2 separate regions of the Homo sapiens genome follow, and region 1 is linked to region 2. Evidence: chromatin contacts called from ENCODE Hi-C or POLR2A ChIA-PET data. All regions are on one chromosome and are shown on one strand. Each heading gives the region's core, a stretch centred on a gene start or an enhancer-like site at or near the end of the contact. The rest is flanking DNA. Distances are from core to core; before and after follow the strand shown. Region 1 has its middle 20 kb from the start of LRRC37A3. Region 2 has its middle 65 kb from the start of LRRC37A3.

The links. A loop is a pair of places that touch in the nucleus more often than their neighbours do. ChIA-PET counts read pairs that join two places held with the same protein, here RNA polymerase II (POLR2A). Pooled maps may share reads with other maps.
Region 1: a pooled map shows a loop between it and region 2 (2.4-fold over the local background). The contact joins two enhancer-like sites. A Hi-C loop is called at or near these places in 3 of 50 pooled maps. POLR2A ChIA-PET finds 5 or more read pairs at or near these places in 6 of 52 experiments (GM12878, H1, HepG2 and 3 more).

The regions. Positions count from the first base shown.
Region 1 is chr17:64,937,300-64,942,034 of GRCh38, reverse strand. No RefSeq gene overlaps it. Among named protein-coding and RNA genes, the nearest start is that of LRRC37A3, 20 kb to the right of the region's middle. Within about 2 kb of position 3,119, at least 2 of the 41 ENCODE cell types and tissues checked have a DNase peak (open chromatin) inside an H3K27ac peak, as active enhancers do.
Region 2 is chr17:64,982,606-64,987,299 of GRCh38, reverse strand. No RefSeq gene overlaps it. Among named protein-coding and RNA genes, the nearest start is that of LRRC37A3, 65 kb to the right of the region's middle. RefSeq lists enhancers at 868-917, 1,198-1,497, 2,115-2,394. Within about 2 kb of position 1,944, at least 28 of the 41 ENCODE cell types and tissues checked have a DNase peak (open chromatin) inside an H3K27ac peak, as active enhancers do.

The sequences.
Region 1 (4,735 bases), core at 1,870-4,369, 46 kb after region 2:
GATTGCTTACTCACAAATCTGGAAGTTGATGCCAGCCATTGGCTTAGATGTTAGCTGATGCTATCTGTTGGAAGACTTACATGCTGACTTTCTGCATGGCATTGGCTTCCTTATACCTGGTACTAAATTCCACAACAAGCTTCAATAGAGACAGTGAGCTGTATTAACTTTTATGACTTATCCTCAGAAATCCTACACTGTCATTCTCTGTATATTCTATTTGTTGGGGATTTTATAGAAGCCCATTCAGGATAAAGGGGTGGAGAAAGGTCTGGAAGACCAATTTCAGTTGAAAATTTTGTTGAAGCAGTTTTTTATAGTCTACCACAGTGCACGTTCTTTTTTCTCTTTCTTCAGCTTGCTATAGAATCATAGAAAGCTATGCATTCTACCATGTACCATTCACCATGTGGGTCATTATTACTTCCTCTAAGCTAACAATTGCATTTATGAAACTATTGCTTTAGACATATTATTAAAAATCTGCTCCTTCTTTGAGCTCCATGTCACCTTGTATCAGCTTTGCTACTGCATTTAGCTTTGTCATTTACTATCTTCTTGGTTCCTCGTCATTAATTCATGGATACGCCTACTTGATAGTCTTTAAGGATGACTGCTCCAAGGTATAGCCAGCTCGCTGGCCAGCCCATCTACCCATCCACTTACCGATTCACCCATCCACCCACCCATCTACACACTGCCCACCCATCTACCCATCCACCTACCCATCTACCCAGCTAGCCATCTACACAATCACCCACCCATCTACCCATCTACCTACCCATCCACCTACCCATCTAGCTATCTACCCGTTCACCCACCTATCTACCCATCTACCTACTGATCCACCTACCCACCAACCCATCCACTCATCCACCTACCCATTTACTCATTCACCTGCCCAGGTAACCATCCACCTACCCATCCACTCATCCACCATCCACCTGCCTATCTGTCTGTCTATCTATCTATCTATCTATCTATCTATCTATCTATCTACCTAATCAGTCATTTATCTGCTGGTGCCTTAAGCGGTTATGTCTGTAGCTGCAGGAAACCATCCTCAGACTCCCTCCTGGGGACCAAGACAGCCACCGACGGAGCTCTGCCCAGGGCTGTGGACAGGCACCAAGCTTTTCTCTTGGTTAGCTCCCCCACGTCACAGTGCCTGAACCAGTGACCCCAGCTTCCCTTGTTTAGAGGAGCCAAACTCCTCTAAACAGATGAACAGCAGCAGCAAAGAGGATTGAACACCCCTCTGTCCCTCACCAGCCCTGAGTGGCTGTGACGAGCTGGGCTCGAGACTTACCAGGTGCTTGGTGAGGTCCCAGCTGTGGATGATCCTGGCCAGAATCACTGAGGCATCATCTTGGTGGCAGATGTCACAGTAATAGAGGCCAGAGAAGGCACAGAGCTTGGGTCGTACAAAGAAGCCGATCTGCTGGAAGCAGCCTGGGAGATGGGTAGAGAGTGAGTGGTATGGCCAGAGTCAGCTCCTAGTAACTTGGGAGCTTCTGTGGTGGAAAGGATCTGTTAATTTTTTTTAAAGGTAGGCACAAAGTCAAGAATAACCACCACTCATATTTCCACCACTCAGAACTCCCCCTACTAATTAATCTTTACAACAACACACTGTAAGAACTATCATTATTTTACAGCTGAAGAAATGGGTGCTCAGAGAGGTTAGGAAACCTGTCCGGTCACATAGTGATGAAGTGGTGTGGCTGGCATTCAGATCTGGGTTTGCCTGCTTCCTTGGTTTGCCTGCTTCCTGGGGAAGGCACACATGCTTGGTCTAATGCCCCCAGGCAGCCCCCGCACAGGGGCATAAGAGCTTCCGGGTGGTACACTGGAGGCAGATGGGTAGGTGACCAGGAGGGTCCCAGGTGGGTTCCATCTGCAGGGACCAGGCCTTTCAGAAGGCAGCTCTGAAGTCCTGTTTTCCATTGCTAAAGGGGCAGCGTGTTCCCACAAGTGTTATAAAACCCCATTCCAGAATGTCATCATAATCGTGCGCAGTCATTCAGGGAAGCACTTCTGGAAAAGTACTATATTGTCTCAAAACTGCCTACAGGCAGGTGAAAAATACTGTTTCACCTGTCAAATAGGAAAATATTTCCCTGAAAACTACGCTGTGCAAGTGATGATTATAGAGAACTCTTGATTCCACCTGTAGCTCCGAGCAAATCCAGCCCGATGAAGCCCCAGGTGTTTTAAATGGTCCTTCCAAAGGTCTTTACCCTCAGTAGTTGGTTTATGTAACAGCTCTGAGGGGCTTGACCAGATCTACTATTTGTTTTGTTTTGTTTTGTTTGTTTGTTTGTTTGTTTTGAGATGGAGTCTCCCTTTGTCGCCCAGGCTGGAGTGCAGTGGCGCGATCTCGGCTCACTGCAGCCTCAGCCTCCTGGGTTCAAGTGATTCTCCTATCTCAGCCTCCCGAGTAGCTGGGATTACAGGCACCCGCCACCATGCCCAGCTAATTTTTGTATTTTTATGTTGGCCAGGCTGGAGGATCTGCTATTTGTTTAATGTCCTCCAGTGCTTCCTTTTTTTTTTTTTTTTTTTTTGAGACAGAGTCTTGCTCTGTCACCCAGGCTGGAGTACAGTGGTATGATCTCAGCTCACCGCAACCTCTGACTCTTGGGCTCAAGTGCCTCGGCCTCCCCAGGAGCTGGGATTACAGACGTGCACCACCACACCCAGCTGATTATTGTATTTCCAGTAGAGATAGGGTTTTGCCATGTTGGCTGGTTCCAGAGCCTGTGTTCTGCTCCATTACCCTTGTTGCCTGTGTCTAGTGTCCCTGCTGCTGGCTCAGCAATGCCAGCCTCCTCTAGGTCCACCCGTCCACTCGGGCCCCAGAATGGAAGCAGCAGAGTAGGGGCTGTGGCGAGCAATAAGTGGCTGGGGGACAGGGGCCGCGGTCAGGGCTGGCCACGGGAAGCAGACAGGCAGCCAGCAGGGGGCAGGGCAGTCTGCACAGTGTCTGATGCCTCAGGACTGTGGAGCAAGGCTGGCTTTGGCCCCCTTGGTTGGATAGTTCTTACAGTGTAGAGGTGTCTCCACAGCGGGGGGCCAGTGGGAGCGGCCAGTGGGTGTGCCCTGGGCAAAAGGCAAAGGCCCTGACTCCCCCAGGGGCAGGCAGAAGGGTCCCTGGGCCTTGGGACCAGAGGGCGGGCTCTGCTGCTCACTAGCTGCCTCACCCTGACCTTCACCTAATTTCTTCAAGCTTCCATTTCAGTGTCTGTAAAATTCAGCTACTACCAGCTATTTTTGTGGGGTTATTACAAAGCTTAAATGAGACAAGGTTCTGCAAGTACTGTGCAAATTATGAAATACAACCCAGATGCCAGTGGTTGGTGTCTGCCACTGAGCCATGCCTGCTGGGTAGAAAGGAAACCCAAGCTCCCTTGTCTCTAAAAACAAAAACAAAAACAGAAACAAAAAATAAAAACAAAACCCCACAAGACTCCAGACCTAGTCATCAGAGTAGCTCATGAGATGAAACCAGTTTTCCAACTTTGCTTTGTAGATATCCTGGTTCTAGAACTGAATGGAGCTTGGTGAATAATCAAGAAACTACACAGTCAGGTTCTTTGCAGAATTGCTTTTTCTGAGCTGAGACATGAGGTCATGCTGCTGGCCTTCATCATAATAATGCCACCTGAAGCAGCCCCATTAAACCTCCCTGGAGGTGTTTTGCAGGGTACCTGACTTGTCCTTCTAGATCCCATGTTCACAGAGCTACACACAAGAAATTTAAGAGCGAAGGGTTAGGAAAAAGCTTTGATTCCCTCAACATCTGGGTGGGTTTTATTATTTTTTCAACAACAAAGAGACATGCACCTGATAGCCCCTCTCTTTTCACCTTACCTAGCAGGAAAGTCAGAGCTAAATTTTCTTCAGCAACCACACCTTAGCACCTGTACATCATCTGCCCCCTAATTCCTCTCCATCTTGAGTCCCATCTCTAACTTGTTTTTTGTGGTCCTGGCTTTTCAGTGAATTTGCCAGTTCACCACGTGTGTTTCTGTTGTGATCTGCCTCAAACCTTCTAGGGACTGAGGTCAGGGTAAGAGTAGTTTAAAAACAAGATAAGACGTGGACAGTGAAGGGTGTGGCATTGGGAGTACCCATCCTGGGTCTTCTCTCCCTTCCTGTGGGGGTAACCTGGTAGTCTTGCCCACTGCCCCGGTTTATTCACTGGGGATGCAGTCCAGACAGAAATGGGGCTTTGGCTCAGGGACAGGGAAGGGCACCTGGGGAGAAAGAGGTTTCCCAACCAGGCCTGTCACAGTAAGCAGCCAAGGACACGGAGCCTCCTGTCTCTCTCAGGCTGGGACGAGGGCTGCCATTCTAGGCATGAGAATTTCCTCTTCCAGAGGCCCTACTCCTCACCACCCTCCAGGGCAAGGATTATTATTAACTCAGCTCCTGGAGGGGGAACTGCAGAATCTGTGATGCTAGAAACACAGGACAGGTCCCCTGGGGCGGGGATGCAGCTTTGGCCTTGAGCCCTGAGAATGGTAGCCCCAATTCTTCCCAGGTCCTCCTACTTGGGGCTTGCCTACAGTAAGGGTCCCAGAGCACTGCCAGCAACTGCACCAATATCACCTCTCTGGCTCTGGACTCTTACCTCTATTAATACAGCCAAAAGCTGCACTCAGTGTTGGCTCATAGGGAATTAAGGGTCAAAAACCCCCAGGTCATTTCCAGGTCACTAGTTTCAGAGGGC
Region 2 (4,694 bases), core at 695-3,194:
AGTAGAGACGGAGTTTCACCATGTTGGCCAGGCTGGTCTCAAACTCCTGACCTCAAGTGATCCGCCCACCTCAGCCCCAAAAAGGTTGGGATTACAGGCGTGAGCCACCGTGCCCGGCCCAAACATCTTTTTTTACACACATATACACCCATATTTTTATATCAATAGTCTCAAATTATATATACACTGTTTTGGGACTTTTAAAAAAATTTCAGCAAGACCTTGTGGACATCCTTCCATGATAATACGCAGAGCATGAGATTATTCTTTTAAATGATTACATAATATTTTATTGTGAGAGCATAACTTTATTGAATTTATTTATAAACACTAGTGGCGAGCATCCATTTTTCAGCTTTTCACAATTAAAAACAACACTGTGATGAGCCATCCTTATATATGGATTCTTTCTGGAATAAGAAATAAATGGACTGAAAAATTAGAATGTACAATTCTAGAGGTCCCACGTTGTCAAATTATGTTCAGAAATGTGCACCGCGAAAAAGTCTAAAAGTTCAGCCAAGATTCACATGGGTCATTTCTGGGCAAAAGGACCAGGCATGATTTTGTTGTTCTTCCTATTCTTCTGTCCTCCTCAGCTTTTCTATTCTAAGTGTGTCCTTCGTTATGCTGATGCAAGTTGGCAATTTTACATTGCACAAGAATATATGGTTTTAATCCACGCAAGTGTCGCCTCTGACGATGCTCTCTTTCCAGTTCCTCCTGCACCACACTTGCTCTCATCATCTGCTACAGGGGAGGGACCTGCTAGCCCTGTGCCTAAGTTAGCACCAGCAGGAACCCACAGGTGTTCAGTGGGGAGTCGCTGACTGCCTTGGAGAAGCGTATTTGAGACAAGCTGTTAATGGCTCACGGTCCTAGGGTAACCCCCTCGGCTGGCACCTGCATTTAGGACAGCAGTGAGCCAAGCAGTTTCCAGCTTGTGGGAAAGAAGCTTTGAGGGGTCCCTAAGGGCAAGAAGGCCTTTCCTGGCTCAGTCCAATCAGATACCTGCTGTGGCTGTGCTTCTTCTGGCCACAGGTCCCTGTCTTTGTTGGTTCCCTGCACTGACCTGGCCAAAAGGAAGCTGCTTGCTTCTGGGCAGCAGCTGTCCCCTCCCCCAGAAAGTCTAAAAGGACACAGAGGACGTCTTCAGTATTTCCGTAGAGGTCACAAGCTAAGTGGGTCGCTGTCGCTGTTTTACGTTTGGTTGGTGCTGAGACACTTCCTCTTTCATTTATGTCTTATTCAGGCCACCTCCTCCATCCCCCTTGAAGACTGAAAAAGGGGAACTTGAAAGAAAAACCGAAAATTTCAGACCGAGCTATGGTGCAGGAGACCATGCTGTCATCCTGAAGCAGAGGCTGGGGACGTCACCAAGAGGATCACAGCATCCTCGAGGGTTCACTGAGGCCACTGCCCAGGCTTTCTTTTCTTTCTTTTTTTTAATAGAGATCAGAGTCTTGCTAGGTTGCCCAGGCTGATCTCAAACTCCTGAGCTCAAACAATCCTCCCACCTCAGCCTTCTAAAGTGCTGGGTTTACAGGCTTGAGTCACTATACCGGGCTGACCAGGGACTTTCTTCCTCCCCTCATTCGAACTTTCTTAGCTCCCACTCAAGTCTTCCTAAATGCTATGTGGTATTCTTAGGACTCCTAATTCCTAATTTTTCAGGAAGTGAAATGATATTCTTAAAGTAAAAACCAAAATCTGCTTTTGCTCAATTCTTTGAATTTACTGTATTTATATGCCATATATAGAGAGAGAGAGAAAGAGAGACAGAAAGAGTGCATGTAGATATACACACACAAATGTATACACACACACACACACACACACACACACATCAGATTGTGGTAGCTTTTGGAAACTCTCTAAGGCACAGAAAATAAGTTGCCTGACAAGACATCAAAGAATTGCAAAAGAGGCCACAGCCCCAAAGGCCTTACTGACTGCTTTGTGATTTGTAGCATGACTGCTGATAAGCATCTATTTGCTTCAGTAAATAGAAGTTGAATCATAACATTTGTTCCAGGAAACAGTAACTGAAGTCGCAAATCATAAATAATAAAGCATGAAAAATCTTCTTTTAACCTAATGGACTAAAAGATTTCTTGCTTTTTTCATTTCTGCTAATGGCCTCTCTCCCTTGGCACTGCCAGAGCTGGCCCATTAAAGGTGAATTGAGCCTCAGTTTGCAGGCAGGACGTGGTCCAAAAGATCATTTGTAAGTTGGTTGTTTGGATCAAAGAATGTGTTTTCTCCTAGAAACCGTTTTTCTCAGGGTGACTGGGTTCTCAGGTTCGCTCGCACAGTGCTGTTCAACTTCTACTGAAGCTGAGCTCTGGGTCTTTGAGGGCAGGTTCTCTGCAGTGCAGGAGGGAGAAATCAGGTCACCTGCTGCTCCTTTGCATAGAGACCTGGCTCTGAGCACAATTTAAGCATAAGTAGTTTTCTTTTCTACTTTCTCAACTCCCTTTTGGCGTCCAGGTCCAGGGCCGTAGTCCCTGGATTGCAGCACCCTTTCCTAAAGTGCTTTACCCACCTCTGGGCTGCTTGCCTGCTAAGGGGGGTCTGGGACCCCAAATTACCCACTATTCCTGCTTCCTGACCAATCAGACTTCCATTTCCTCAGAGCAGTTGATATCAGCTAAGGGCCAGGGGAAAAGCAAAAGGAGAAGATATGAATTCACACTAGTAGGTGAATCATGGAGAACCTCTTAACCCTCTTAATATCTTCTCATGTTAAAATGAATTAGTTGTGAGACTTGAGAGTCCTTGTGGCAGTATGGGTTAGGGATGAACACGGTGACTAAGGATTCGGAATTCACACACACATTAGTAGGACTCTTAGGCTCTTCACTGCACCTGCTTCCAGAACACTGGCAGTCAGTTAGGAAATGATCCTACTCTGGAAAAAAAATGCAATGGTCGCAGAGAAGAAACTTTCAAGTTCAGACACTGGGGAGAATCCCCTCAGTGAATAAGCTGATTATCTGCCAGATTGCCTCTGAGAATAAGCCACATTCATGCACACAGAACCCCCCACCAGTTTTTTGTGCCTCATAATGAAATCTTAACAGATAGCCAAAGATTACCAGATGTTTATGGAAAGTTCTAACATGAAACAAAAAGACCAAAACAGAGGAAACAACAGAACAAATCTTCAAAAGTAGTATAGTTACTATCTATAGAGAAATAAGAAAAGGCATTTTATCCATGAAATAGGATGTATTTTAGACTTTCAGGATGCCGTAACAAAATATGATACACTGGGTGGTTTATAAACAAAGAAATTTATTTCTCATGGTTCTAGGGACTGGAATCCAAGATCAAGGTGCTGATTTGGTGTCTGGGGAGGGCCTGCTTTCTGGTTCAGAGATAGTGTCTTCTTGCAGTGGCCTCACGTGGAGGAAGGGGTGAGCTGACTCCCTTGGGTCTCTTTTATAAAGGCACTAATACTATTCATAAGGGTTCCATTCTCATGGCCTGATCACCTCCCAAAGGTTCCCATCTACAAATACTATCACGTTGGGGGTTAGGTCTCAACATAGAAATTTGGGGGGACACAGACATTCAAACCATCGCAGGGTGCAAAATAAAATAATCATAACAAGAAAGGGATTTTGGCTATTGAAAAGCAGAATAGTTTAAAGTAAGTATTCAAAAGAAAAGATAGAAGATAATTTATAAAGTCTGGGCACAGTGGCTCACACCTATAATCCCAGCACTTTGGGAGGCCGAGATGGGTGGATCACGAGGTCAGGAGTTCAAGATCAGCCTGGCCAAGATGATGAAACCCCATCTCTACTAAAAATACAAAAAAAAAAAAAATTAGCTGGGTGTGGTGGTGGGTGTCTGTAATCCCAGCTACTAGGGAGGCTGAGGCAGAGAACTGGTTGAAACCAAGAGGTGGAGGTTGCAGTGAGTTGAGATCGCACCACTGCACTCCAGCCTGGGCAACAGAGCGAAACTCTGTCTCAAAAAAAAAAGAAAAGAAAAGAAAAAGAAAAAAAATAATTGATAAAAACTTCAGAATGTAGTACAAAAAGATGGAAAAAATGTGAGAGATAAGAAAATTTGAGGATCTATTCTGAAAGTCCAACATCCAGCAAGAATGGAGGGAAGGAAATTATCAAAAAAATAATACCAGAAAATTTCTCAGAATGAAAGGATAAGAGTCTCAGTATCAAAGGGCCTGCTAAGTGAGCCACAAAATGAATGAGAAGAAAGGTTCAGGCTAAGGCACATCTTTATAACCCTTCAGAACGCTAAGGATAAAAAGGAGACCCTATAATCTTCCTAAAAATAACAGATAACATACAAAGAACTAGGAATCAAAATGGCATTGAACATCTCAGTAGCAACATTGGAAGTCAGAAGAAACTGGAGCAAACTGTTTATAATTCTGAGGGGAAATGATTTGCAATCTAGAATTCCACACCAACTCAATAAATTCTCAATCAAGTATGAGGGCAGGATAAAAACATTTTCAGATGTCAAAGTTCTCAAAATATTTATCTCTATGTACCTTTATTCCAGAAGGTTCTGGGGATGTGCTACTGAAACCAAAGGAGTAGGCCAGGAAAGAGGAAGACAGAATTTAGTAATTTAAGAAACAGGGGATCCAACAGAGCAAAGTGTAGTTGCAGTCCTAGGAACAGCTATGCAGTAGGCCCATGGATGACCAGTAT